Regions from separate parts of the Mus musculus genome. Here all the other regions are linked to region 1. Evidence: chromatin loops called from intact Hi-C (ENCODE). Cell type or tissue: left cerebral cortex. All regions are shown on one strand. Links, peaks and the distances in the headings refer to the core of each region. The heading gives the core; the rest is flanking DNA.

Evidence for each region. Peaks named below come from ENCODE experiments on the same cell type or tissue, not always from the same donor. Only the 100,000 strongest peaks of a DNase experiment are listed, where the experiment ranks them.
Region 2: a loop joins it to region 1, with 2.4 times the contacts of the local background. A loop is called at or near these places in 2 of 42 quality-filtered maps.
Region 3: a loop joins it to region 1, with 2.2 times the contacts of the local background. A loop is called at or near these places in 9 of 42 quality-filtered maps.

Annotation. Positions count from the first base shown.
Region 1 is chr5:64,270,577-64,280,798 of GRCm38, forward strand. Tbc1d1 (TBC1 domain family, member 1) reads left to right here. Exons shown (of 22, transcript NM_001310611.1): 7 at 514-605; 8 at 4,819-4,929; 9 at 7,340-7,468; 10 at 8,755-8,841. Among named protein-coding and RNA genes, the nearest start is that of Gm38634, 19 kb to the left of the region's middle. In left cerebral cortex, for the core only: a CTCF peak has its summit at 4,703 (motif pointing left); DNase peaks (open chromatin) are centred at 4,357 and 4,694.
Region 2 is chr5:64,147,077-64,157,298 of GRCm38, forward strand. It overlaps a transcript of Tbc1d1 not described here. Among named protein-coding and RNA genes, the nearest start is that of Gm22559, 7.9 kb to the left of the region's middle. In left cerebral cortex, for the core only: no CTCF peak of the experiment used is centred there; a DNase peak (open chromatin) is centred at 6,459.
Region 3 is chr5:64,086,515-64,096,736 of GRCm38, forward strand. Pgm2 (phosphoglucomutase 2) reads left to right here and starts at 6,425. Exons shown (of 14, transcript NM_025700.3): 1 at 6,425-6,574. The coding sequence starts at 6,470. In left cerebral cortex, for the core only: no CTCF peak of the experiment used is centred there; a DNase peak (open chromatin) is centred at 6,393; H3K4me3 peaks cover 2,321 bases; H3K27ac peaks cover 1,080 bases.

The DNA of each region.
Region 1 (10,222 bases), core at 2,712-7,711:
AGCCACACAAGGGCGTGTGTCTGTTGGGATGTAAGTGGAAGTCAAGGGAGAGGTAGGATTCAGTTTCAAATCAGCACCAGCTGCTTGTTATTAAGAGTGGATTCACGTTCTCTTGTAGTTAGAAGAGTTTGTCATTGTTGAAGGAAATGTTTGGGTTGCCTTCAGCATTTTAACACCAAACAGTAATTTGGAGCTGTGTGCACCTCGGGCAGAGTATACAAGGGCCGCATTTGAAGTGGCTTTATAAAACTCTGTGTCCTTGGTCTTCCTGCGTATGAGATTTGGATAATATCACACTCGTGGAGTTGTCTTGAGAATTCAGTGAAATTCAAGTTGGGTCTCGGAGTGCAGCTCCTCACACAGCAGCATTCAGTGAGTTCACAGTGATGCTATTGTCAAATCTAGTGTCCTGAAGTGGGTGGTGAGAAGGTGAAGGAAATGAGTTTGGGAGGTGGTAAATCCAACTCAGGACTCCCCCCACAGACCCCTTGTCTTTTTCTCTCTTCTCGACAGGAATGAATTCATCTAAAACCAAATTAGAACTCCAGAAGCACTTGACCACACTGACCAATCAGGAGCAGGCCACCATATTCGAGGAGGTTCAGGTACAGTAGCCGGGAAGCACAGCAGGGAGCGTGCTTGTGGAGTGTCCTGTGGGTGGTGAGGAGTCAGCGGTGCCACCACTTCCCAGGGGCATGAGCCAGTGTCCTGTTAAAACCTGGGTAGACCAGGAGGCAGGAGGCCACATGCTCTCCTTTGCTCCTGGGAGCCTCCGTCAGTCTCTTCCCATGAAGTCACAAGGCATTTGTACATGGGTTTGAGCACAACTGGCCCTTCTGTATTTTTTGTTGTCTGTTTTGAAAATGTATGTGTCATATGTTAGAGCCTTAAACTGAAACGCAAAAATCAAAACAGACTGAAACCAGCAAACACAGAAGCACACACATGAGCTGCATGCGTTAGACCTGGAAGTCTGCTTTTACCATGCTTGAAGCTGCTGCATCTGGGGAAACCAGGCCACAGTGTCAGGCCTGCCTAAGGCCTGCTTGTCAGGAGGGAGCTCAACACGGATTTCATGTCTGCCAGAACCTGGAGCCATTTTTGTGGGGTTTTGGCAAGTGCAGTAAGACAAAGAATTAATACGTCTTTGCGTGTGTGCATGTGTGTGTGTTGTGTGTGCCCACTAGTGCCTTGTCAAGTTCCACAGTTAGGGGCCAACTAAACCAGACAAGCAGGTAGCCATGCCTTTGTTCTCATCCCTGTGAGGGAGGGGATGAAAAGGCTCAGCTTTCTTTCTGTTCTCACTAAAGTTCTTCAGTTCCCTTGTTCTGTAGGCTTGGCATACATTTGTAGAAAGAATAGGAAGATTTTGTGGTGGTTGTTTTCATTTAGCAGATGGCCTTGAGGGTTGTTTTATTTGCCTGTGCTTTGCTTCTTATTCTTAATGCATTGCAACTGCAGCCAAGGCCATCAGTGTGAACCCACTTAGGCCACGGTGCTACCAGGTCACTCGAGAGCATCTTCCTGGCAGGCAGGCAGGCAGGCAGGGAAGATGCACCTCCCTTCCCTAATGGTTTTCACTTTGATGTAGACAGCACCACGTAGCTTTCCCTGAGCAGAGGGGCGGTGCCTTAGGAAGGCAGTTCCCAAAACCCTCCTGCACTGCAAACAGGCTGTTTGATGTCCTCCTGCAGTAGCAAGGAGTCTAATGGACATGACCCCTCTCGTCTGTGAGCAGAGACATGGGAAAACAGCACATAATAAAAGTGTACTTGAAAAGCAGAGCTATTGTGATGCTATTGCAGAGTGCAAGTTAGTGCTCTCCGCAGCTCTAGATTCTGATGGCTCTGAAGAGCAGAAGCAGTCATGTTGTTCACTGGCTGAGAAAACCCAGCTCATCCTTTACCTTCCACCGATGCAGACGTAGGCTTTTTTGAGAGATACATATTTGATCTTCCATGATGGCATGTTGATGGTCTTCCTGAATGGCTTTCATGGTTTTTCTAGTCTTGGTCACTTATCAGTGACTGTCCCTACTAACGTATTTGAAAATTCACATAGGTCAAAAAGGTCATATAAAAATGTGATGTAATCTTTCCTGGAGGGCAATTTATTTCTGAAAAGCTCTCCCAAAGGTCAATTATTATAAAGCCAATGTAATTACCATTAACAATGATGCATACTGTGTCGTTAGTAATGATGCGTATCATACTAAGTGTTTTTTTAGGAGAAAGCTTTAATAACTAGGCAAATGTGCTGGAGATGATGGTGGCTGACCTTGAACCCTCAGAGTACTCAATAGCGGACGGGCTCTGGGGTGTTAGCCTGTCCTCACCTGAAAGACCTCAGGACACCACACAACTACCATTTTATTTACAAGGTGCTTGACAGAATATTTCAAACATGAGCAGGGGTCACCTGTGGCAGGGACATCCAGGGTCCTGCTCTCTTCTCCTGCTGTCCTAATCGTCTTTGTTTTGTTTGTTTGTTTGTTTTTTTGTTTTGTTTTGTTTTTTTTTTTTTGAGGCAGGGTTTCTCTGTGTAGCCCTGGCTGTCCTGGAACTCACTCTGTAGATCAGGCTGGCCTCAAACTCAGAAATCCGCCTGCCTCTGCCTCCTGAGTGCTGGGTTTAAAGGCGTGCGCCACCAACGCCCGGCTTGTCCTAATCTTTTTAAGTGCCCCAGATTGTACTAGCCATCTTCAGCAGAAATATCTGCCTTCAAGCTGACATTGCAACAGTGATAGTAAAAACAATGGCTCCAAGTCTTTAGTTAAATCCTTAGCGTGGTATTCAAGCAAAGCGCAGCTTACCTGGCATTCTCACAGCAAAGCAAGGCCTACCTGGTGTCCTTGCAGCGTCTTATCCCTTCTTAAGCTTTCTCAGTGTTTGCATCCTCACTATCAGTGTCAGAGGTTTCTCTGTTGCTTTTATGGTACTCTAGAGGACCCTTGGGGAAACAAGGTTGAGAAACTAACTTTCAGTACTTTTCCCAAGCAGCTTGGCTGTTTTGATTGTTTAAATGGACATATAACACATTTATAGAAAAGCACACAAGTGGATGCTGTATGCACCATTTCGGTCAGCACTGAGGGTGAGCATGGAGCCTTTTCTCTGCTGCTGAATGCACCTGTCACTGTCCTAGATATCACTGCCCCTGGTAACTGCCATACCAGCTTCTGGCACCTCTGACTGTGAACAAATTATTGACCACAAAGTGATGCTACTCAACTTGATTCATAATCATTTTTGTGATTGTCACTCTGATTAATGGATGTGAATAAAAACTGAAAGAAGTAGTGGTTTAGCCACTGTAGAGAATGGTGAACCACAGGAGAGATTTTAGGGTGGCGACACATCCCTGATCTTCTTGAATGCAGTGGGAGGGTAGCGTCGCCATACTTCAAAAAGATTCTGAGGAAGTATTTATTTCTTGACTCTGTGACACCACAGATAATGCATTTCTGCTGCGCTGCAGCCATTGCCTGGGGTGGTTAATGAGTTCGTTGGGGGTCTCCTGGCTCCTGCAGTACTTCCCCATGCCTGCTTGTTACTTCATTTTTCTGTCAGTTTGAAGTTTTGACCCCCTCTCTCTGGATCTCTGTTGTTGGTATGTGTGTGCACGAGCACTCAGAGTTGCACTGCATAGTTCCCGTGATCAGACTGAGGTCAGATGGTTGGCAGTGAGTGCCTTTATCCGCTGAGGCATCTTATCAACCTTTAAAACTTGCAATTCCAAATGACCTTTTCCGGAAGGCTGGATTATCAGAATTCTGGATTAAGCTTTCCTTATCGTTAATGCTTGTGACTCTAAGGATAACGCCAATGTCCCTTCGTTAGCTGGGAAGAAATTAGCCAGTGGTGGCACTGACACAGACTCTGCTGCGTGTGTAGCTGATCCGTCCGCTCGTCATTCCTGACCTGTTCAAGGGCAGGCCACAGTCTGGAGTTAGAGAAGAACAAGGCGGATGGCCAGGAACTCTGTGTCTCTCTGGGGTGATTTGGGCAATTGGTTTTATTTTCATTCACAGAAAGGAATGTGTTGAATTAGATGACTTCTGAAAATACCCTGTGGCTGATAATTCAAATGCAAAGATTTGGAAGGTGGAGGGGAGAGCCCACAGTATTTTGTGAACCACTATGGCTAGGTGGGATGAGTGGTAACTAAAACCTGCATGTTCTCATTTGTTAAGCAGTGTGCCTTGCCACTGCTGGCAAATTAAACGTCCTTGTGAATTTAAAAAAGGAGAGCTAAAGGACCAGAGAGAGGGTAGAAAGGGAGGGACAGAGACAGAGGAGGAGGGGAGAGGAGGGCGTGGGAGGACGACTGAGAACTTGGCATACACGTGTTCATCAAAGTGTCTGCTTCACAGGGACACACGGGCCACATGACGGGAGCACTCACCCCGTAACAGCTTGACCCTGGATCCAATTGACGAGTTCCTTTCTAGATCCCCAGTCTTAAGAGCTTATAAATGTGTAACCATTATGACTTGACTCTGGGTGTTTACATAGATTTTGTTTTATCTCTTTTTAAAAGCTGTTTATTTATTAACTATTTTGACCCCCACTATTTGACGTTAAAATTTTTATCTTGGGTAAAAGGACATCGAAGATGACTCCTAAATACGGCCCAGTTAGCTCTGCCCTCCGTTCGGTTAAACAGTTGCCTGCACTCTTAGGGTGACTGGTGCCCCCTAGTGAGGTCATGGAAGAAAAGCACTCGTTCCTGGGTGGAGGTTGTTAGCACACTGCAGTTTTGTCGACAATAAGAAAAGAAATGTAATGTTTATGTTTCTGATCTTTTTCCCCCCAAAAGAAATTGAGACCAAGAAACGAGCAGCGAGAGAATGAATTAATTATTTCTTTTCTGAGGTGCTTATATGAAGAGAAGCAAAAAGAGCACAGCCACACTGGGGAGCCAAAGCAGGTGAGCGCCCTCTGACCCGGGGGGCCCCTTATGGGGCTGCTTACTTAGACACAGAAGCTAGAGAGCCTCCTCCTCCCCATAGGCTTCCTTTTCATTGTTGCACAGCTGGAGAAAATGAGGGACGGTTGGTTGTGTTTAAAGATGGCGAGAGACATTTCGGAGCCACAGCACGTGGGAGAAGCTGGTCTTTGTTGCTTTTGCCCTTTGAATTGAGATTACATTATCTCACAGAAGACATAGAGTCTTGGAGTAGTTAAGACATGTTTTAAATGTGTCCTAGCAGTAGGAATTAGGCCACAGTCAGAGAGCGGTCTGTATCCATCATTTGGCAGAAGTGTAAGAACGCTGCAGGTGTCCTGAAAAGGCATTCTCTTGTGCCCCAGTGCCATGGCTATGACCTGGAAGCATCTCAGGAGAGAAACTTGAGGATGCCTGCTGTCGCTGTGGTGCTTAGACCCTGTGACCCAGCAGTGTTGTCCCCATTATTTCCCTTGCAAAACCTTTTATGTGAGTGCTTCAGGAGCTATGTACAAGAGAGTTCACTGCAGCCTCCATCCTAAAAGTCGGAAAATGGAGTAAATAATACTTAGTAGCAGGGCCAGGAATAGGTTTGTTATACAATGCACTTAGACTGTACTCTGGCTGAAGGGAGTCAGCCAGAAGCATTTTTGAGCATGAATAAATATTTAAAACAATATTGGGAGAAGAAAGATAATTGCAGAAAGACTTGTGTGGTGTGGTATGACAGTGTGTGTGTGTGTGTGTGTGTGTGTGTTATTTAAATCGAGATTTCACATATGAGAGAAAAAGTGACATTTGTTCTTCTAAGTCTGGCTTATTTCAGTTACCATGTTTATCTCTAGTTCCATCCATTTCCTTCAGATGGCATAATTTTGTTCGTTTATGTGGCCGAATGAAACTCTGTTGTATGCCTGCACCACATTTGCTTTATTCATTCATTTATTGATGGGCATCTAAGCTGATTCTGTTCCTTGCTAATTTGACTAGCACTGCAGTAAACATGGATGTGAAGGTGGCTCTGTGTATGCTGGCTTAGAATCCTGTGAGTACACAGCCAAGAGTGGCCTGCCTGGGTCACGTGGTAGTTCTCTTTCTAGAGTTTTGACGAATCTTCATGCTGACTTTGATAGTGGCCACACTAATAGTGGCATCTATTCCTTAGGTGGTTATGTACATGTGAGGCAGCATATGTTTTATGAATAGATGTAAATTAAAATACAAAATATGAATTAATATAAGCACCAAATTCAAGAGAGTGCTTGCCATGGTGGGTGGTACTGGTGGTCGGGAGATTCCAGTAAAGAGTAACAGTTTCCCCTAGGGGCAGAAGCCAGAACGTAGGTAGCAGCCATGATAAGTGACAGACGTGAGTAGACACTCTGTTCTGTGTTGGAATGACTATTCATTCATTTAAAGGTCATGGCATATCTGGGAAGACAGTTCCGTCTACAGGTGGGGGACCGAGGGGCATCAGGGAGTGCACTGGCTGTGCCACACAGCTGAGGACCTGACAGTTCCAGAGCACCCTGCTCCTCTCACCCCTCAGTGTCTGGGGGTGCTAACTTGGCCAGACTTAAGTATGGCAGAGGTATTTGTGTTAGTCTCTATACGTTCTGTGTGCTTGCCTACTGCAGAGAGTGTGCTGGTGTTTAGAGCAATGGAGAATCTGCTTGTCTTTCCTTTCTAGCAGACAGAGCCGTCAGTGAAGGTCCGTGTGAGCAGGTGTGCTCAGATTGGGGCGTAACTTCTTGGAAACATACTTCCTTGCTAACAGGAGCATCACGTATTCAGTGCCTGTGGGGTTCCACTGTGCTCTGGCTCAGTGTTAGCATAGCTGAGAAAAAGCAGACTGCTTTCATAGGAGAAAGACCGGAAGGGGGAGAGGATAAAGGAGAGGAATTATAAAAAGATATGGGAAGGATGGATTCAGTTGATAAATTTAATTTTTAACTTAGTCTCTCAAATGCCCCCCTAGGTAAGATACTGCTTTATTTTAAAAGGTTGTCAAAGTAGGTTTTGTCCCAGATCCTATGTTCGGTGCTTGCCATATCCCCACCTGTTGTAGTCTCGTAGCACAGTGATCTGATTGGACTATGGTACTCCCAGTTTACTAGGGAAGAAATCTAGGCTCAGTTAGAAAACAAGGCCACAGTTAGGACATCGCAGGTTTCTGATTCAGTAGCCTGAGCGAGCTGGCTGATTAGGTCTGAGCACATTTTCTCATTTTATCTGGGGGAGTAGAATGTGCACGAAACTTGCAGGCGTGTTGCTAAGGAGCACATGGGGCCCAAGGCTTTCAAGAGGATGGGGCCCCACAGGCCATTCCCTCCTGTGCACCAAAGGGTAGAAATTTTAATGGACTTAACTTTTCCTTGTTTTTCTTTTCTAGACACTACAGGTGGCAGCAGAGAATATTGGGAGTGACCTGCCACCCAGTGCTAGCCGGTTCAGGTTAGATTCGCTGAAGAACAGAGCAAAGAGGTCCTTAACAGAGTCCCTAGAGAGCATTCTGTCCCGGGTAAGTGGCACCCTTTCTTCTCACTGAGGTTGAATCATTTCTAAAGCAGAGTCAACTATATTTTATGTTTCATCAGACTTAAAGCAATTATTATCTAGATGTTATTTATTTTTATTATCTAGATGGATTTATTTATTGAAGTAGTGTCACGCTATTTAGCATACCCTGACTTCACACTCCCAATCTGAGTGCCTAGGGCTCCCAAGTGCTGGGAACTTACACTCCTCTTTTTGGTCTATCCCATGGGATTTCCTGCTCCCAAGAGTGTTATTATTTATACAGTTCCTATAAAGGACATGGATTATGCATGCCAGATGTAGGTCCTATTTCCCTGGTGTCCCTAAGGACAACTTGAAAAACTATCCTGTCAGCTCCTTTCGTTGGGTATTTGGAACTCCCTGGAAGCAGATTCATGAAATATTTGACCCATGGGCCAAATCCTATGAACCTCTTTGTTTTCGTAAATTAATTAATTTACACAGTGTCATTCATTCAGTTACCTGTTATCTAAGGCTACGTTTGTACAAAATTGAATACTTGTCACAGAGGCCACATGACTTACAGATGGTAAGATGTTTATTAGACACTTGCTTTCAAGACCAAAAAATGTGCCAATGTAGGGCTCTCTAAGAAGATCCAAGTACCCTGAGTGTCACCTGGAGTTCCTTAGGAAAGCTTCCTCCTACCCTATGAGTGTGAACAGCCTTATGTTGCTTCTAACAAATCAAAACTTGATTTTATGTTAAGGAATCACATCTCTGGAGCTTACCCTATTTTGTCATAGCTCTTCCAGATGTTAGAGCATGTTCCCTCTGAAACATAAACTTTAGTCAGTTAAAGATGACTTCATGAAATGCTATTGCTGAGATTTTTTTCTAAATCCTTTGAGATAATTCAAAGCAATCCAATTATAAACCAAGACTGAAAGGGCTTGCCTTTGAGAGTTCCCAGAGGGATGCAGGTTGATTGAGTGACATCCAGGTGGCCAGTTATGATCGCCCATGACTCAGGAAGGAGCTATTGAGTGTGCTTTGGGGATCATGATAGATGTATTAGGCCACCTTGCTGTCTGTTGTCCCCAGCAAATGACTGATCCATGGGGCTCTGTGGATCATCTAGGTTGGTATGATTCTTAAAATGATGACAGAAATGTGATGGTTAGTGCAGGGTTGTGCTGAGCTGTGCTTGTCAGTGAGTTTATTTTCCGGGCTTATTTAACAAGGCCAGGCTGCTTCCAGATGCTGATGACTTTGGGGCTGTGGCTCAACTGCCTTTTCTCTTCGTAGGGTAATAAAGCCAGAGGCCTGCAGGACCATTCCGCCAGTGTGGATCTGGACAGCTCCACTTCTAGTACTCTAAGTAACACCAGCAAAGTAAGCATGTTTCTTTCAGTGGTCCCCTGAAGATGCAGCCAACAGGCCTGCCCATCTTGACTCTACACAGCTATCAGGACAAAAAAGCCCATGCCCCTCTAGTCATAAAACACTTAGTGCTTCCAGACTTCTCTACAAGTAGAGGGCAAGCTGTGTGAAAAGTTTTAAATAAAAAGGCCAATAACTATTGCTATAAACAGAGAATCAAGATCATATTTTTAGACAGATGAGACCTGATCTGTAACAACCATGGGCTTCTTATCCAAAGTAGAGTTTGTAATAATAAAAGATTGAGACAGCTTCAAAGGTGGGGAGGGGGTTGTGAATTCAGGGAATTGTGCAGCAGAAATTCCTGAGACTGTGGCCTGTAGCTGATCCCATGACCGTGAGAAAACATGATTGTTTTGTTTGAATAAGCAGCCAAGCCTTGCCCCGTGGTCTGCCGCAGGACACAGGTATGATGCATTGCCCGACCGCCTTCTGTGGTGACACACCTACTTGTCCCCTTGCTTTCTATCTTGTTCCAGGGTCATTTACACGTGACGGGACCTGGTTTATTTAACCCTATGACTGCCAGTCAGGAGGCAGCCTTCCTCCATATTGTCAGCATGCTCTGATGTAAGAACAAGGAAGCTTATGAGCCCCAGCCCCTCACCAAAGCTCTGTCCTAGACTTGAAGTTTTCAAAGGCTTCAGATCCTCGCCAACAATAAGAAAGACATTTAACATTTGACATAGTTTGCAAATACACATAGCCCTCCCACACAAAATGAAAATGAGTTAAAATGAAAGCACTCTCTGGATAATGGGCTGCATACACTGTTATTTCTGCTCATTTATTTTTAAGATGCTCCTGGCAAGCCACTAAATTGATATTACTACCTACTGGGGTGTGTAGTGTGTGGTTTGAGACTCATTCCTTTAGATGAGCATGACTCAGACTTTAAGCTGCCTCTGTGCTTCACTTGTTCTGGCTGGGATCTCAATGCTGACACCGCTCGGCAGCAAGACCGTGTCGCTGCTCCTGCTGCTTTTGTAGCTGGCGTTGTGCCGGAAGACCTGGAAGTCAGTCTTCTCCATGTAGCGTTCTAAGTTAAGGCACAGCAGGCCACATCATCATCCAGCCTTCACAGGACACACACTGATTGTACTTCCACGTTCAAGTGTGCAAATGTCAAGTGCTGCTGGTCACCTATTGTAAAAAGATGGCTGGGTCCATAGGTGAGAAGGTACAGTTGAACAAGTAAACCCCACATGAGGGGGAGTGTGACGAGACGAGAGCTGCAGACAACAGATACTGGTGGCTTGGACCTCAGAGGAGTGAGGGGAAGAGGTGTGGTTTGGTAGTAGAAAGCTTGGAGAAGGGAAGGTACTGATGCTAC
Region 2 (10,222 bases), core at 3,515-8,514, 120 kb before region 1:
ATATACTCAAAGAACACTTCATTCTATCCCAGACACTTGCTCAACCGTGTTCGTTCATAATAGCCAGAAACTGTTAACAACTTAGCTGTTCCTTAACAGATGAAAGGATATATATATATATATATATATATATATATATATATATATATATGGCTCATTTACACAATGGGATGTTACTCAGCTGTTAAAAAATGATATTTGCAGGGAAGTAAATGGAAATAGGAGATAGTTTCTGACCCAGAAAGAATATGATATATATACCCTTATATGTGGACATTTGCTGTTAAGTCAATGATAACCAAGTTACAATCCATAGAACCCCAGAGGTTAGCATTAGAGTAAGATATGAAGGAGGAACAGATATATCTTCCTAAGACTGGGAAATAGAATAGACAGTCATGGATGGATGGATGGATGGATGGATGAGCACTGGAACAGGAGGATCAAATGGGGAGATAAGAGGGGAGAAGAGGGAAGGAAGCTTTAATAAAATATATACTTATATGAAGGGATCCTAAATGAAATCATCAAATACTAGACAGAGCCCCAACTGGACATCTCTTGTTACTAAATGAAGCTTGAAGTCCCCTGATTGGGTTACACCTAATTGAGTAGCTGGCCAAAGGGTTCCCATGGGAACCCCCAAACAACCCAAGCTGTTGCCAAGACTATAGGTTGCCCTCCACAATATCTCTACAACTCAACATGGAGGCGCTGCGCTGGTGCCTACATAGAGTCTTCACCCCTACATGTTAACATCTATGGTTCAGGAAGGAAATTACCCTGCATGCTACCCAAGGAGAAGCATAAGCACCCACCCAGTCATGAACCCTTGAATCTACGATGATGTCCTGCTTGCAAGATATATACACTAATGTAATGGTGGCACCGAACTTGTGGGAGTAGCCAACAAATAACTGATTTGACTTAAGGTTCAACTTCACAAAATGGAACCCGTACATGATACTGCTTGGGTGACCAAGAACCTGATGATAGCCCAGAGACTCGGGATAAAACCAAGCACTACTGTTCTAAATGAATAAACAACAACAATAAAACCATAACAATATAATATGACTCCTAATGACATTTTGCTATCCTCATAGACCAGTGCTTTGCTCAACCATCAACAAAGAAGCTTTCTCCTGCTGCAGATGGGAGCAAATAAAGAGACCCACAGCCAGATGTGAGAAACCTTGGAACACTCAGCCCTAAAAGGGCTGCCTCCACCAGATCTCTCCCCTCAGGGCTCAAGGAATCCTGCAGAAGAGGAAACAGAATGAACGTAAGAGCCAAAGGGGATGGAGGACACCAAGAAAACAAGGCCTTCTAAATCAAGAGGATCAATGTACACATGAACCCAGAGACACCTGAGCTCACAGACCGAGGCAGCACACCCAGGGCTGCACCAGACAGGGTCCTAGTGCTGAAAGTAGGAGTGGACACATGCCCTCGTCCCTAACCCAGAGCTATCTCTAATGGATGACCACCTATAAATAAAAATGTAGTTTTCTCCAAGTGAGTCTCACTGAGGAAACAAATGTAACTGTAGGTTGCAGTGCCCAGCAATCGGTGGCCGATAGAAGCAACTCAATGACGTCACATCACTGGAGGTTCTTTGTCTCATAATGTCATGTCACTTTGGTTTGTTTTAAATTTCATCTTATTTTTATTTATACTATATATGTATATCCATATCCATATATATATGAGCAAGAATGTGAACAAAATGGGTCTCTCTGTATCTGTTTCATGTACCTTTTCTTGGGCTCTCTCTTCCTTCTGTTTGGTTGTTTTGCCCTATTCTGATGTATTAGTTTTTGTTTTTAATCTTATTGTATTTTAGTATTATCCCTTAGAAGCCTGTTTGGTTAATAATGAAGGACAGAAAGGGGGTGGAGCTGGATGGAACGGGAAGTGGGGAAGAACTAGGAGAAGTAAAGTGGGGGGACTATAGTCAGGATATATTATGTAGTGGAATAAAAGAGCCATTTTCAATAAAGCCAAACCAAACCACACAACACGACAACAAAGAAGTAGCCAAGCATTCTGCGTGCAGGAATGTTTATTGTCAATGGCCCCAGGGATTAGACAGGCCTCTAGCAAAGTGAAGAAGCATTCTTTCTCAGAGTTCTTCATCCAGTTAAAGCGGGATTTTTGGGTTAGCTGCAGAAAGTAATTTCAGGATGACCCAGTAGAAGCAGAATTAGAGTTTACTAGAGGATAGTTTAAATGTCAATCTTAAGCATAAAGATTTAATTTAAAAAAAGAGGGACTTGGAAAACAGTGAGACACACCCAAGAGTGAGTATCAGGTTCTTTACAACAGCCACACACAGGAATTTTTTTTTTTTTTTTTTTAATTTACTATCTTTGGGGAGTTGCTTGAGGAGTTTAAATGAGAGATTAGCATAGTTCCTGCGCTGTGTGGGCGGGGCCAGGGGTGGGCGGGGCTTCGGTTGATCACTGTAGAGCACCTGGGTGCAGGAGACCTTCCTTCACTGTAAGCCAAGGCTTAATGACCTTATTTGTGAGAGTTCTAGAAAATATCCAGGAGAGGGGTGAGGTCATAGCCATCACACCAGGTGTAAGTCTGGTTTCCTGTTATTTTAGCATTCTTAAAATAAATACCGTCTCTGTGTCAGCAGTCTTCTCAGCACTCGCTAGTTGTACAGGAATGATTGGTTCTCAGCTGTGGATGGCGGCTCCATTTTCTTCCCACGTTCCCACGGCTTTCTGCCCTTTCACCTACCTCTGTATTACTTGTGAAGCCCGACACCGACATTCATGCTTCATACTCCCGTGAACTCTCCCCCCAGATCACCCCGGTTTCCTCCACTTGTACCTCCAGCCCTGGGTCTGTCAGACCCACTTTGATGTAGGATAAGGAAGGAAGTGGCTTTTGGTTTTTGTTTGGTTAGGTTTTCTTCCCCCAGATCTTTTTCAGAGGGTGGGCAGTGCCCCGAGTTTCTGCACGGGAGAGGACAGATAAGAACAGGGAGGGAACGGAGGAAAGCAACCAAGGAGTCTTACTTAGGGGGACAGTAACAAAGCCACACAGCCCAGCCTTCTCAACTCCCTGGGTTTGCAGCCCAGGAAACTTCCAGCCAGGTGTGGCGTTAGCTTGTGTGTTGAAAACCTTTTGTTCTGTTTTGCTCCGCACAGATGTCCACTTACCTTCTGAGTCCTCACAGGGGACCACTCACTATCGCTATAGGACCACTCACCCCGGATGGCTCCCGCATAGTATCTCATTGAGGAGACCTGGGTTTGAGGGGCATAACAATGTCCTGATGTTCGCTAAGCCCTCCTGCCCTGGCTGACGGAACCCCAACCATTAAGAAAGGAAAGGATGATTCGACATAGCACAACTGATGAACTTCTGAAGTCTTAATTTTCCAAAAGATCGGAGTTATTTCAGTTTTTACCTGATGGTAAATGGACACTTGGGTTGACTTCCTGTTCTCCCTTCAGGAAGATAGGAGAGAAAAAGAGAGGAAGCCGAAAAGATTCCGAGAAGGGAGAAAGCAAAGACCTATCAGCACTGAGTCCCAAGGCCGTCCATCACAGGCTCTGCTGCACGCTGGAATCTGCTGAGTACCTAGGACCTACCTGTCCCCTCACATGCAGCATCAGGTGAGCCATGTGACTTCTGTCCTCGTCCTGTGAAATACAATCCAGGAAGCTGAATAAGTGCTCCTTGACTGCTGGATGCCGCTCAGTATGGCAGGTACCACTTCCCCTGCCTAGGACTGTGGATAGCAGGGGGACTTTGGTCACTCTGTGATCTTGAAGCGTTAAGGAAGAATTTAGTACTGATTTGTTAAATGCTGTCACAGACTTTAAAGAGTTTTTAACATCAGACGTTCTTAACAGATCTGTGTATAGACTCCAAGGATTCATTCAGTGAACTGCAATGAAATGCAAGGCATTTACAAGTTATGTGTAGCAGTTCTTATTACAACTTAAGAGTCTTTCCCTGCATTGTCAGCATGGGAAAATACATACATATAACAAACAGGGGAGCTGGTATATATATCTATAATGTCAGCATTTGGGAGGATCAAGAATTCAAGGCCAGCCTAAACTATAAATTGAGACTGTCTCAAAACAAAACAAAACAAAACAACAGAACAAAACAGTATTAAATAACTAGTAGATAGCAAGAATTAGGCCAGGTGTGATAGTGAACAACTTTAATACCAGCAGTCTGGAGGCAGAGGCAGAATTGCTGTGAATTTGAGGTCAGCCTGGTCTACATAGTGATAGGCCAGCCAGGGCTATATAGAACTCTCTCTCTCTCTCTCTCTCTCTCTCTCTCTCTGTGTGTGTGTGTGTGTGTGTGTGTGTGTGTGTGTGTGTGTGTGTGTGTTATTATATTAATTCTAACAAGTGAGGAGCATTTACCCCAACTGTGTCCCGTTTTCTTTTGTCAGGAGATTATAGCCCATCTTGGGATGTTATTGTCATTAAATACTTTACATAATGTATTGTAAGGAGAAGCCAGAGAAAGTTTCTCTTAGCCCCCTTCTAGAAAGACTTTCTCTGAGCAACTGGCTGGCAGCCAGGTAGACTCCAGGCAGATTTGGTGTGAGTTCAGGTTTTCTTGTTAGGGTTTCTATTGCTGTGACAAAACATCATGAACAAAAGCAAGATGGAAAGGGAAGGGTTTATTTGGCTTGCACTTCCATAGCACTTTTGATCATTAAAGGAAGTCAGGACAGGAGCTCAAGCAGGGCAGGAACCTGGAGGCAGGGACTGATGCAGAGGCCATGAGGGGAAGGGTCCAGTGCTACCTACTGGCTTGCTCATGGCTTGCTCAGCTTGCTTTCTAATAGAACCCAGGGTCATCAATCCAGGGATGACACCACCCATATTAGGCTGGGTCCTCCCTCATCAATCGTTGATTAAGAAAATGCCCAACAGGTTTTCCTTTAACCTAATCTTACAGAGACTTTTTTTTTTTCAGTTGAAGTTCTTCCTTTCAGATGACTCTAGCTTGTGTCAAGTTGACATAAAGCTAGACAGGACACGGGTCATTTTGTGAATCGAGGCAACGATTCAAAGTGGTTCTTTCTAAGCCATTGCCATCTGGTAATAATTGCCATCCGTAAAAGACAAACAGACAGACCGAGACAGCCCTGTATTCTGAGCTGACAGCCTTCCTACTTTAGAGATATTAACAGTTTACTTATTTTGTAAAATTGTGGTGGCAGTCAATGGTGAGATTTGAGTTTTCTCCTATTTTAGTTTTCATTGTCTTTACTTGGTTTAAAACAGAAAACTGCTCGATAGGACTCCTTTGTTAATTCCAGGTATTGGAGAAATTTTATTGGCTCAGAAACCCAAAGAAAACTTGTTTCTAATGTACTGCTTTGTTCCATATCAAATAATAGGCTTTTCTTTCTTCCATCTGATTTCTTGTGTGTGTGTGTGTGTGTATGTGTGAGAGAGAGAGAGAGAAAGAGAGAGAGAGGTGTGTATGCACATGTGTCCTTATGAGTGTAAACAGATACATATTCCTGTTGTCTTGAATGCATTTAACATAAATTTTTTGATCAGGGGGCTGGTGAGATGGCTCAGTGGGTAAGAGCACCCGACTGCTCTTCCGAAGGTCCAGAGTTCAAATCCCAGCAACCACATGGTGGCTCACAACCACCTGTAATGAGATCTGACGCCCTCTTCTGGAGTGTCTGAAGACAGCTACAGTGTACTTACATATAATAAATAAATAAATCTTTAAAAAAAAAATTTTTTTGATCATTTTTGAGAGGTGGCTGTCAGAGATGAGGGAATGAATAAGTAATAAATGCACAGAAAGGAGACAAAAGACACCAGCCTGCGTCACGTGGTATCTAGCTCCACCTAGCCCAAATGCTCATCTCGCCAGAACATGTATACTGTCTCCACTGAGTACAGACCTTTGTCATTTCTCTGTCTCATCTTCTCTATTCCTTTCAGTAGACCCCAGGGGTGTGGATGAGGTGCCCCTTGCCCTTGTTCTGTAAGCTTAGAGAATTTAAGGGAGTTATCTAAGGCAGAAGAAGGCAGGGGGGAAGTTGCCATTTTAAAATAGCTGCAAGACTAATTTTGCCTTTGAGTTTAACTCTTTTTCCTCTAGCCCTATTACTACTGCCTTCTAAGTTGCTGGGTTTTAAGCATGCTATTTCACAGACTTGCCTTGTTTGTTTTGCTAATAAGAAACATGGAGGGTCTGGTTATTGCATTGGCTTTCCTAACAGTCTTCCATATTACCAGTAGTCCTGGTCCATCTGGGCTCTGGCTGGGCTGTGATGTTAGGTTCTATAGAACCAGGGTTCCCTTGACCAGCACATAGCGAAGAGTTGTGTTGTAGATAGCCTCCTTTGGATGACATCTACTACATAATAATTCTTATTGTGCAACAGCCTTATGGTGGGAGTTAGTTTCATGACTCAGTAATTTCCTTCAGCTTCAAGCTGAGCTGGAGACACTCAGCCCTTCTCCTTTAGCTGTTTCTAAGTATATCCTGTAGGATGAATTTCTGGGCTCAGGGAATGTGGGTCAACTTAGAGAAATAGTGAAGAAGGAGCTACCATTTACAGAGACCCCTAAACTCACAGGTCAGTTCCACCAAGGTCTTGGAAGGCCTTCTCAACCAGAAGAGATGGATTGGTGAGCAATCTCCACATCCTTGTGCTGTCTGCTCAAGTGATACATGGAATCATCAGGTAGATACAGATGTAGCATCATCTATAGCTCCTGAAACTTTTCTAATTCAGTTGATGTTTTCCTAAAGACCACTTGCTAAATATTTTAGTTTTCATAGGTTATAGGCTGGTCAGCCTCTGTCTGGATTTTAGGGGATCAATATTCTTGGTGTGATAATTTTTCTTTTTGTCTTATCAAAGCTATTTAGCCCTACAAGGTCTCACATATCCTGAACCTTCCTTCTCTGCCTCTGCACTGTTTGGCCAGTTGTATCAGACTGTGAACTCATCCTCCCACTTAGGGCATGAGATGCAATTGCTACCTAGGTCAGAGGTAAAAAACTGGGAGAGACATTTTGGCCCCTGTGTCCTTGCTAGTCCTGTCTGTGGCTGTCACTTTCTTTTTACAAGAGTCACGAGACAACTTTTACTGTGTGTCTTTTGTGCGACACTGAGATTTTTGTTTGTTTCTAACATAGGGGACCATCAGGACTGTGTGTCTTTTTATGCGGGTCTGTGAAATCATATTGTGTCAAACAAACCTTTGACAAACCTTGCTTCCAGGAGAGGGCTCAGTGACTTTTCATTGTCTCTGGAAATTAGGCCTTGTGTTGATAGCTAACCTTGCAGCTCCCCTGGGGCAGGCAGACATCTCAGCCCAGCTGGAATCTTGATGAGGTTCAAGGTCCTAGAAAGAGTCAGTGAACTCTCTAAAACCATGTATAATAATTTTTTTGTTTGTTTATTTTTTGAGACAGGGTTTCTCTGTAGCCCTGGTTGTCCTGGGACTCACTTTGTAGTCCAGGCTGGCCTCAAACTCAGAAATCCACCTGCCTCTGCCTCCCAAGTGCTGGGAGGAAAGGCGTGCACCACCACGCCCCGCTCATAATTTTTTTAATGATTACTTTTTATTACATGTGTGTTTGTGTGTGTATACATGTGCACACACATATGTGGATGCATGCCAGTGTATGCAGGTGTCTGGATTTCCTGGAGCTGGAGTTACAGGTAGGTAGGTGGCTGTGAATCAAACTCTGGTCCTCTGGAAGAGCACAATGTGCTATTAACGGCTGTGCCATCTCTCCAGCCGCATCATGACTTATTTCCATCCATTCTCTCATTCAGCATATAGCTATTGAGTGCCCACTATGTACTGACATCTAGTATAGGCCTTGGAAACACAGCAGAAACTGCAACAACCTCCTTTGCTCCTGGGGAAAGACAGATGACAAATGAGATAGACACTTCACCAGTACAACATAGGAGTGGGCAAAGGCACTAGAGAAATGAAGGGCAATAAAGATAGAAAGAAGTGTGTGTGTGTGTGTGTGTGTGTGTGTGTGTGTGTATGCTCAACAATACCTCCGTTTTCAAAAATTGATCCGAAAGGCCTTCTAGAGATGATACAATGTGAAGTACTGAAGAATGAGAGTAAGTAGAGGACAGCAGAGACACCCGAGGGCAGGTCACCCTGGGCAGCGGGAAGGGCCCTGATGCAGTCATATGCCTGTAGCTGTGAGTGACAAGGTCGGTGTTGCTGAAGCGGAGTCAATGAGGCCTGGGAGCAGGTGATGAAGTACCAGGGAGAGAGTGGGGCACAGAAGGGGAAGAGATGTCATCACAATATAATAATTGTTAAGTGTCAAAGGACAAAAGGCTGAGGTGCCTTTTTAACACATCAAAGCAGGCCTAGTTTCCAGGTTTTCCCAGCATCCCTCAGGTCCTACTTGTTTCAGGGTATGGGTGACATACCCCACCCTTTACCCTGAACATTCCAGCCCAGACACTGGACTGTCTTTTCCCTAGAGGCTCTTCCATATATAATCTAGACATTTTGGTTACCTGCTCTTTTATGTCCCTTCGGCTTTCTGGCTGCTGCACCTCCCTCCCCTCTCCTTCCCCTTCCCCTCTCACCTCTCCCACGTGGCCCAGCTCAGTCTGGTCATGTCCACTCTGGACTCTCCCAGATGTCCCTGCCTCCAGCTATGCCCTTTCATCTATAATAACCTTTCTCCTTCACTGTACCTAAGAGCAGTAATGCCATTTCTTTTTTATTCAATAATTATAACAGTAATTAGTTATTATTTTATGATACATTAATTATTAATAATTATTATGTTACCATTATTTGACTTCTACACTGGGAAGTTTAAGGAGCCATGGGTGACCCAACTGGTACTTTAACAGATTCTTCAACACTGTGTTGAGAATAGACTAAAGACAGTGAGGCCGGGCACAGGAAGCTGCTATTTAGCCAGCTACTGCATTCCAGCTGAGATTTCTCCGGAAGCAGCAGGATGACACACAGGCTAAGATGAAGGGGATCCTGCAGGGTGGAAAGTTTATTCAGCTTACCCACTTTGGGTGAAATAAATTGATTAGCTGCGAGAACTCACAAAAAGAGTCTTGTTGAGCTTAGCTGAATGCAAACTTTCATAATGAAGGATGGTGTGCCACCCGTCCCATATGTTTCCTGTCCTGTGCACTGTCTTGTGTTTCCTGCTCACTCTCATAATGTGCTCAGATAAGGAGTGGGAACTCCACACGAAGGCTGGATAGTATCAGAGAGATGCACAGAGCATGCGCGTAGAGCCGGGAGAGGCTGCTGAAAAGGGAAGTGGAGCTAGCTCGCAAGAGTTTTATCTGCTTTGTCCATAAAAGGAGATCAGACACTTCCCAGAAGCCCTGTACCCGGGCTGGAGTGTACATTCTGTCTGTTTTCACTCCACATAGATTTATGTTGCCCCATCCTTAGCAAATCCCAGTTCTTCACGCAGTCAGTCAGACTTCGGTTTACCCGAGTCGCTGAAATTCAAAATCTGCCTGCTCTGTTTAACTTTTTACAACACAGTTTGTCATTCCTGGACCTTTCAGAAAGTAAATTCAACGAACCACATCGAGGCAGGTCAGTGGGTATGGCTTTGCTCTTGATTTTAATCTGTTTTCCTGTCATGAAGGATGGCTCTGGTAGCTAATTAAGATGGAAGGCTATGACCTGGGTTTCTCTTCAGAAGCGAACCTTAAGCTGGCACTGGCAGGGTGACAAGTCAGTCAGCTGGGAAGCTGCCTCCTTCCAGTCTCCTATGTTTACCCACTGACCATGGACTTGCTCAGGAGCCTGGCCACCTCTGTGTCCAGAAAGCTACCAGCAGGCCATGAGAACCATTTTGTCAACCTAGGATTCTATCCAGTGCCGTCTTTGCTTTTGTTTTTACTGAGACCACTTTTGGAAAGGGACCATTGATTAAGAACTCTTACCTTAACGTGCACATTTTGAAACTAAGTATACATTTATTGTGAACTCTTACCTTAACGTGAACATTTTGAAACTAAGTATACATTTATTGTGGCAATAATTAGGATTTGATTTCCTCAGGAATATAAACATTTTAAATACCTATATAATAGATTTAGTAATAGCCAGGTTTGGTGTACATCTGTAATCCCAGCACTCCAGGGCTGAAGCAAGAGGATTTCAAGTTTGAGGACAGTTTAGACTCCGTAGTAAAACCCTGTCTCAAAAAGGAAAATCTT
Region 3 (10,222 bases), core at 3,339-8,338, 180 kb before region 1:
CCAGGCAAAATTACAAATGGGTCAGAGCTAACAGGAATGAAGGTGCAGATCACCTAGCCAGGCAAAGCACCAAGGCCAGCTAAGGTGCTGTGGAAGGTAGGAGGACCCAGAGTGGCCAGTGTAAAAAGTTAGTTATAAATGCCAGTCACGGCCATGTGGCCAGTTACAGAATCAGAGGTTATGACTGTCGTGATGTTTCTTTTTGTTTTGTTAAAACTGTTCATGCACATATACACTATGCAGATGTTCTTATTTTCTTTCCTATTCCTTTATCTTATAACATAAGATCAGAGAAATATTGTTACATCTATGCCCCTGGGAAGGTGGTCAGGGTCTTGGGTCAAGGTTTTTATGGTTGTGTTAGATAACTGTTTAGAAAATTGGGGGAATCGGTGTGGGAATATGGGTTCTGTGAGTATTAAAGACAGACTCAAATTTTTTCTCCTTTTCATTTCCTTATCTAAAATGCTTGAGATGAGAGATCTTCCCTAGGTACCTAAATTATTCACTTTTCTGTTGTTTTGAGAAAAACACCATGACCAAAACAATTTACAGAAGAGCTCATGTAGGCTTTCTTTTCCAGAGAGTTAGAGTCTATGCTGGAAGCAGGCACAGTGGCTAGAGTCCCAATCTGAGAGCTCACATCCCCAGAACCATGAAGCAGAAAGAGAACTGTGAGAATATCTCCGGCTTTTTAAACCTCAAATCCCACCCCAGTAACATACCTCCTCCGGCAAGGCCACACCAAAACCTACCCAAACAATGCCATGAACTGGGAACCAAGAATTATGTGTCTGAGCCTATGAGGGTCATTCTCATTCAAACCGCCATGGTGCTGTTTCTGGTCCGATAAACTGTTCAACAGGATTCTCCCTGGGTGTCACATGATCATTGCTGGGTACTGTGCCAGATGAGAGGCAGAAGAGGGCTGCCCATAGCCCAGAAGTTTCTCAGAGAAGATAGCAGGAGTCAGGCTGCCCCCCTAACCAAATCAGGCTTGGGCCTACTTAACTCCATAGAGTCAAAGACGGCAACATGATAAAGGCAGTTAAACTTTTCCCTGACAAAGAATTGGTTTCTCGGAAACCATGTAACAGGCAGTCAGCTAATCTAGCTGATATGCTTGGAAGGTCCCTGTCCCCACCGCAACATTTCCTCCCTTGTCCTTTTCCTTTCCTTCCTACCTGACTCAAGCTGTATAATCTAGCCCATCTATTTCATTAGACAAGTGTCCTCTAACACAGTCTCCCAGGATGCTTATACACGCACGACTCACTGCCTCTGGAGATGCTGCTGCCCAGCTCTGACACATCCAAGACTGACTGGTGAACAACCACCCATGGGGGTGGGGGACCCACAAGATACCTGTGAGAAATCAACCACGTTAGGTCACTGTGGTATCACTGGCCGGACGTAAAGACCTCCCGTGTCAGTATGTTTCTTAAAGACACCCCAAGAGGGTTTCTACTTGGAGAGACCCCCACCCCCAACATAGTCCAAGAGACTATTTTCCACTTTACACAGGAAGTGGGTGGGAATGGTGGATTCTGTTATTGCGCGTTGATTTTTCAGCGCAGCTCTTAAGAACTTGGCACTCTTCCCAACGAGGGAGAAGAATTGCTATGATTTGGTGATGCCCTTGTTCAAAGTTCCTCTCCGCGTGAACACATTATGTGCTTTCTTTTCTTGGTTCTATGGAGAAATATTGAGATTCTTGGTGTGGCTGATGAAGTTAAAAATAGTTCTTATTGGCTGTCACCAGGGGTCCATAATTCCTGATACAATAAAAGGTATGGAAACACCCATTTTGCTACCACTCTCTGTACGATGCCAACACCCCCCCCCTCCTTTTTTTGTTTTTTTGACCCAGCAGGGATTTAGCTGCAGTAACCCCGGGTGTCTTTGTTAGTGTTTCTATTGCTGTAATCGACAGACCATGACCAAAGCAAGCTGTGGAGGAAGGGGTTTATTTGGCTTCCACCTCCACCTCGAGTCCATCACTGAAGGAAGTCAGGACAGGATCTCAAACAGGGCAAGAACCTGGAGGCAGGACCTGATGCACAGGTTATGGAGGAGTTCTGCTTTCTGGCTTGCTTCTCATGGCTTGCTCAGCCTGCTTTCCTACAGAATCCAGGACTGTCAGAGCAGGAGTGATCCTATCCATAATGAGCTGAGCCCTCACCCATCAATCGCTAACTAAGAAAATGCTCTACAGATTTGCCCATAGAGCGGATCCGACAGAGGCAGTTCCTCAGTTGGAGTTCCCACCTTCCAGATGATTCTAACCTGTGTCAAGTAAACATCCAATTAGCCAGCATGTTGCCCATCACAGACTGGCCAATACGATCTCTGATGCACTGGGCTTTCATTATTGGGAAACACCTCACCGACATCGTGGCAGAAGGCAGCAAAGTACACAGACAGGGCGTGAACTGTGCTGTGGCATTGGAAAGACAAACAAAAGTGAGTGAGACCAACTAGGTCTGACTCTGCCCCTTACAACCTCTGTCATAGCGTGGATGTCGCAGGGAGAAGGAGATACTAGAAATGACAGCAGGGAAAGCAAAGCTGACTTCTTGCTATGATTTCTACATATTTCCCAAAAGCTCGTAAGATAATGGTCTTCCTGGTTTCCAGATCCACTAGTGAAAGAAACCCTTTATTTATAGATATCCAGCATATATATATATGTATATATCTCCAGTATATATTCAACTATAGCCACAGAAACCTAAGACAGCATCCTTCTTCTCCTCTGCTTCCACCCCTCAGCCTTTTGGTTCACAGACAGGATCGCATTCTGTTTAAAATGCATTTGCCAGACTGCCATGCCCAAGGTCAGCCACCTCCCCTTTCTTGTCTCTCCATAAACTGTGAGTACTCAAGGAAGCCTCCTGACCCCAGAGGCCTGGATAATCCTCACCCTCCAGACTTCCCTCACTTCCCTGCCAGCTTTGCTGTAACTTAGTAACTATGTGTTAGTTCCTTTGTACACATACCGTATACCCTAATATGTGTGCTTTTATCTAATACTGCAATAGAACACAAAGAAGGGCTGGAGAGATGGCTCAGCAAATGGTTAAGTGACTGAGTGCTCTTCCAGAGTTCAATTCCCAGCAACCACATGGTGGCTCACGACCATCTGTAATGGGGTCTGTTGCCCTCTTCTGGTGTGTCTGAAGACAGCTACAGTGTACTCACATACATTAAATAAATAAATACATACATACATACATACATACATACATACCTAAAAAGAAAACCAAAATAAAAAAAAAACCCACAAAGAAAACCTACAACTCTTAAGACTGTAGCTTTGTATGCTGGTGTATGCCTATAATCCCAGCAGTTAGGAGTTAGAGACAGGAGTATCAGGTGTTTAAGGCTGTGCTTGGCTACATATTGAGTTGACTATGGGCTACAGGAGACCCAAAACCAAACCAAGCAACCAACAAAAAGACTATAGCACTATCAAGTAACGTGTGTGTGTGTGTGTGTGTGTGTGTGTGTGTGTGTGTGTGTGTGTATTATCTCCATCCAGCTCATGAAGTAGCTGGTCCAAGCAAGGGACGATGGCACATATCAATAGTCTCAGCTACTCTAGGAGGCTGAGGCAGGAGGATCATAAATTTCAAGCCAGCCTTAGTTACAACTATAGGCAATTTAAGACCAATTTAGACAAGCTTTGGCAACCCAGTCTCAAAGAAAACCAATAAAAGGTGGAGAGAGAGGGCCTGGAACTGAGGATGTGGCTCAGTGCTTGGCTAGCACAAGCAAGGCCCTGATTGATTCCTGTGGTGGGGAAGAAGGGCAGAACAGACACAAAACTCCTCCTTCCCAAATATAACCAGTCCCCTAATGTCCATAGATTAACTCTCCTGTAGTTTGTATGTTAACAATTTTTTAAATTGAAATATGAACCAGTGAGATGGCTTGGCAAGTAACGGCTGTAAAAGTATCTTTTATTTGCCTGGTGTAATTGTCATCTCTGAGACTTACTGCCTCCTGTCTGTCTGCTAACCTAGGCCCAGTTCTGGAAGCTTCTAGCCTCTGTACAGTCTTATCTAGGCCTAGAATGTTTTCAGCCTCTGAGACTTGCTGCTGAATAAGATCTCTCCTCCTCACTCTGTCTGAACTCTAGCTGGCTGGTTGGACTCAGCTGTTCTGGCTTAAACTCCTCTTCAAGTTGACTGATTCAATCTGGCATCTCTCTCAGCCTCTGACTTTTTGCTTGGCTTGGCCTCATACTAACTGACACTCTGTTGTCATGTGGCTCTTTCTCGTTGACTAACTCCGTCTTTGCCTGTGTGTAGTTTGTTCTCCCTCTCTCTACAACCTGTCTCTATAACTGTCCTAGTAAGCCTGCCCTCTCCCTTCTCTCTCTGCACTGTTCTCTCCTAAGTAGCCTCTCTTTCCTCTCTTCTGTTCTGTCAAGTCTTTCTCTGATTCATCACTTTGTCTGCCACTCAACTAGACATCACTTTCAAACATGGGTGCTTCCTTCTACAAACTAACCTTACCTTCACTGTTTGGGATTAAAGGTGAGCACTAGGGTTGTGTCTGTATCCCAGCCAGAGGGGTTAAAGGTGTAAAGGTGTGTGCTAAAACTGAGTCACACCACAACTAGAAACAGGTTTCTCCAGTAAACAACTTAAGCTCAGAGTTCAGAGTATGATTAAATATCCTGCAACAAAAGGCACTTGCCACCAAGCTTGACAACCTGAATTCGATCCCTAGGACCTCTATGGTGGAAGAAGAGAAATGACTTCCTAAAGTTATCCTTGTATTTCCATATGTATGGCACAGCACACACACACACACACACACACACACACACACACACACACCGTAGATAAATGTAGTTTTTTAAAATTTCAAAATTGAGACATAACTTATAGCTGGTAACCATGGTTCTAAGTTTTGACGAGCACCTGGATCCAGGAAATCACAAACCCAGAGTCGCTTCCCTTAACCCCCAGTGACCTTTGCAGTGAATCCCCATATCCAGTTCTGGAAAATACTGATTTGTTTTCTTTCTTTGTGCTTTTCTTAGTCAGTGTCTGTCAGACCCAATGTCTGTCAGAGGTCTGAATTCTTTCACTCTATGGGATGGTTGTGAGCTACATCCATGAAGTTGTATACAGTTCTTCATTCTCACTGGGCTGTGTAACTCATGGCTTATCGATCATCATTTATGTATATGATTTAGAATGAATATACCACTACATATTTATCCATTCTATTGTTGGCAATCTGGATGTGTATGGTTGGAGCTTTTTGCGACTAAATCTGCTAGAAACCTTTTAAAAAGTTGTGTGTGTGTATGTGTGTGTGTGTGTGTGTATGTTTGTATTTTGCCTGCATACATGTCTATGCACCATGGATATATATGACAATGGAGGTCTGAAAAGGATGCAGGATCCCCTGGAACTGGAGTTTCAGACCATCCTGAGCAGCCATGCTAGTGCTGATAATCAAACTTAGGTGCTCTGGAAGAACAACCCGTGCTCTTAACTGCTTTGGATTTTTTTTGTTTAATTGTTTTTTCTTTCGTTTTAGGGTTGTTTGTTTGTTTGTTTGCTTGTTGAGACGAGATCTCACACTGGAACCCACGGTGAACTGGAACTCACTTTGTAGGCCAGGCCCTGAACTCACAACAGTCCCAACAGTCGGGACTGCAGGAGCGAGGAAGGCATCATGTGCGGCTCAGAACCATTCTTGCTTGTGCTTCCCCGTGCCCAGCCAGGTGTGCACATACATCACCCAGCTGACCTGGAATTCTCGTTTGTGTGTGGCGACCTCAGGCGGATGAGTCGACATTCTTTTTACATTTTCTAGTGTGAAAATCCAGTTGACCCGGTGCCTTGAAATTACAACTCGTCCTTCCGGTTGCTCTTCTGACATAAACTGTCTTTGCAAGTGTTATCTCATTTCTGGCTCGTTGGTCTATTTGATTTATTTCCCACTTGGCTCTTCTTTTTCAAGATTTGTTTCCCCCTCTGCTATTCTCTAATTTAATTTACATTTTGAGATAGGATCTCCCTATGTACCCCTAGTTAGTCTAGAGTTCACTATGTAGATCAGATTGGCCTCTAACTCACAGAGACCTGCCTGCCTCTGCCATGTGGCTACTGGCCTGCGCCAATGTGCTCTGCTTCCCAGCGCAGTCAGACTAGCATCTCAGGTGTGATGGGCACCAAATGCATACTTGATGTTTGCTGGAGGACCCTGGGTATGTAGGGCCTAGGAGACTAGAGTAAGGCGAGCCTCCAGCTCTCCTAACAACAAAGCACTCCCCAATTGCCTGGCCCTCCGGGAAGCACACCCACTAATGGCGAGTCTGGAACCGGGCGGGGCTGCTGCACGTCCTCTTCCCTCCGGCTCTCTGACTACGCCTCTTTCCCCGCCCTCTCCCCGCCCCTCCAGAAGGGTGACCCGGCCTCCTCCGCCCGGTTGTGACTGCTGCGGGATGGCGGCGGCGACACCGACAGAGACACCGGCTCCGGAAGGCAGTGGCTTGGGTATGGACGCGCGACTGGACCAGGAGACCGCGCAGTGGCTGCGTTGGGACCAGGTAAGGGCCGATCTCCGGCTCTTCGGTTCTCGGGCGCCGTGGCTTGTCCGGCAGGGAGCCGGGCCCAGCTTCCTTCTTTCCTTCCCTGCCTCGCCACACGGTGCCTGCTCGGCATAAGCTGTTGCGGGACTGGAGACAGCTGTGTGGCTCGCCCGGCTGCTAGACCCGGTAGAGGAGCGAGCTGGGGGGCGGGGAGTGGGGTGGAGAGTGAATGTAGCGGGCCTGGGACCCGGGGTAGTCCACGCACGAGAAGGTTTTTGAGGTTCTGTGATGGGCTGAGCATCTTCATCCATTCAGAATCCGCTCTGTCCCGCCTTTCCCGGGACCTGGACTTCTCCACAGTCCAGACCACCTTTTCTGATTTCATGGATACTACCGGGTCCCTGATGGGCCAGGCTGACAGGGAGTTTTCCAGAGAACATACACTCCACTGGGAAGGTGACAGGGAACGCTTTGGCCCCAGCTGCGCCTTTCCCCTGTAATGTCTTAGTCAGTCGGCCAGCTCCGGACATCACTTCCTTTGCCCTCTACAAGTTCTCTCTGACCTGTGCTTTCGCGTGTCCTGTTGCTTTCCCGCAATGTTCCTCTTGCCGGTGTTCTGCTGACTTTATTTCTCTTGTCGTTTTTCCTGTGTGAACTTAGCGGATCTTTCCTGTCTCCCAAGTGCAACTCAAACTCTCTCTCTAGACAGCCCAGGCCTTTGGTTCCCTGCTCTTCCTGGAATTGAAAGACAATCCCTTACAGGCTTGTTTGTTTAAAATTTGTCGGTATCCAGGGCTGACTTCAGGAGGTGAGACCCACGCAGATCCACTGAACCTGTACTCAGGGAAGGGCCCAAGCCGTATTTTAAAGCACTACTTTGAGATTCTCTATTGTTAAACACGGAGTCTTTCGTTCTAATTGTGCACTGGCCCCCCCTGAAAATTATGTAGCTGGTGCTGTGTGTCTCTGCTGCTTTCCGTGGTCTATAGTACCGTAGTACCGTAGTGCCGTACTGCATGTCTATAGTTGGTCCCTGAAACATTTGGTGACTGGATAGAGGCTGGAAGGCTCAGCAGAGGCCTTTGCTCGCTCACACCTAGAAAATGAATAGTCAGGCCATCCTGGAAACAGGATGGCAGTGCTAGCGCCTCATGGGAGGTTTTGTTTTGCTTTGTTGTGGATTTTTTTTTTCCTGGAAACATAAAGCATTCCAGGATGTTTAAGGGGAGGAAACTGTTTCCATTTCTGATCACTTAATAACTTGCATTGTGTAGCTGTCCTAACACCTCAGCTAAGAAGTCTTGTGTGTGTTATTGGGCTCTTGTACCACTTGACTAAGTGTCTGACAGAGACTGAAGGGGCGGGAAAGAACTGCTCTGCTCACACTCTGAGATGCTCTTATCCTTCATGGTAGAAAGGAGTAGCAGAGCTGTTGGCTAAGGAGCAGAGAAAGGGGGAATACAGGAAGAGGCCATTGAGGAAATATACCATCCTGTGACAAGTCCCAGTATCCTCGATTCTCCAACTTGCTCCCAGTTCCCACCATTTGTCACCTCCTCATAATCCCGGCATATTATGGATCCATCAAAGGAGGGACCCTTTGATCCCATCAGAGCCTGGGATCTATTGGTCTTCAGAAGGTACTTCACAGATGGGCTCAGAAGTGAGCAGAAAATGTAATTACTGTAGAACATGGAATCTGTCTTGGATGTCCACGGTACCTCCGTGGAAACTTGTCCTTTTCTCCTCTGGAGATGCTTCAATGTTCTTTTCCCAATCCGAGGTGTGTCTTTGTGGTGTATGGCTGTGTCTGTGTTCATGTGCTTGTGTGTAGCTGTGTGGGCACCTGTGGTGCATGTTTGTGCAGAGAGGCCAGAGGCTGAAAGTACCTTCCTCATTCATTCTGCTTTAGCTAGGGTAGAGTTAGTTGTTGCTGTGAAGAGACACCATAACCAAGGCAACTCTTATAAAGGACATTTAATTGGGGCTGGCTTACAGTTTCAGAGGTTCAGTCCATTATCATCATAATAGGAAGCATGGCCGCATGTAGGCAGGCACTGTGCTAGTGAAGGAGCTAAGAGTTCTACATCTTGTTCTGCAGGCAAACAGAAGCTGTCTTCCAGGCATCTAGGAGGAAGATCCCCCAAAGCCCACCCCCACAGTGATACACTTCCTCCAACGAGGCCTCCTAATAGTGCCACTCCTTGGCCCAAGCATACTCTCATTGAACGAGGAGCCGATTGGCTAAATTCTAAATTGTCTGAACCACCCACTCTATGCATACATAGTCTGTCTACCTCCAGCATTAGATTTACAGATGAGCTCTGCTTGGCCGGGCTGGCTAGTGCATGCCGGGGACTTGAGCTTGGGTCTTAAAGCTTGCATAGCCAGCAGTTAACTGATGGAGCTGACTTTAGCCCCTCTCAGTTCCTTTAACTGGAGATGGGTGCCTCTCTGGGAAGGACCTATTCATTCTTCAGGGGACCTCCCACCAGCTAAAAGGTTGCAGAGCCACCCATGCTGGCAAGGACTCTAGTTGTGCTCTCTGCATGGTTATTATATCCCCTCCCCTGTGCCTCCCTCTTCTGTCCGTTTTCCTTCACCCCCAGGTCTGACCCTTATCTCTGCTGCTCTCTTCTTGACTTTTCTTTATCTCTTTGCTTTGTTCTCTCAGGCTGCTGAGTCTTTTCTAGCAATCCAAGACCAGTTAAGACTTTTGAAATCCACAGTAGGCCTCAGAGACGCCCTGGATATTGGGTGTGGCCAGGAAGTCTGTGTTGTCTCAGCCACTCAGCAGATGTTTGTTGTGCTCCCTTTGTATGACAGCTCTGAGCCTTGCCTTGGGGGCACCTGCCGGTGTAATGGGTAAGATGGTTCTCTGGGGTTGGAATCTAGTGTTAATCAAAAGGTTGGTCCCAGTTCCTGTTGAAGCTGGAACTATCTGGAACTATAGGCTTGATTGAAGCCAAGGTTTTATGGCGACCACATTTCAAAGTTTAATTATGGGGCCTTATCTTGCCCAGTGTTCATTTTGGGGAGTGACGATTAGAAGTGCTTCACTCCAGCCTTCCCTCAATTCTTAATGTAAAAGTCCATGTGGAGTTAGGTAATTCTCCAATCTTCACATCTCCAGCAATCGTTCTGTGAAGAAAACAAGGCAAGTGTACATAAATGATTCATGTCCTTATCTGTTTGCAATTAAGGTAATAGAAAAAGCACTAGGCTAATGTTCACCATGCAGTTAAGCAAGCCATTCAATTTCTGTAGTGTAAAATACTACCAAAACCATCAGCTATTATTGACCTGACTTAGAGTCATTGAAACACGACCAGATACAAAGGGAACACTTTGTAAGAATTATAAAGCACTACAAAAGTACGGTCTCGATTGTACTGACTGACCTACCACCCTGGAACAGTTTGAGGACCTTAGGGAAGGAGATGAACATCACAACTCAGTGTCAGACCAAGACGAAGTCATTTCAAACCTTGAAAAATATGCAAGAGAGGTTCTAGCTGGTTCCCCTTTTACAGATGGGGAAAATAGGTTCTTGGGAAACTTTCTAGCCTTCTCAAGCACGGGGTTGGTAAGCAAATGATCTGAGATCTCCCTGAGCGAGTTAGATGTCTGTCCTAAAACAGCATCTAGTTCATTTTCTCTAAAACT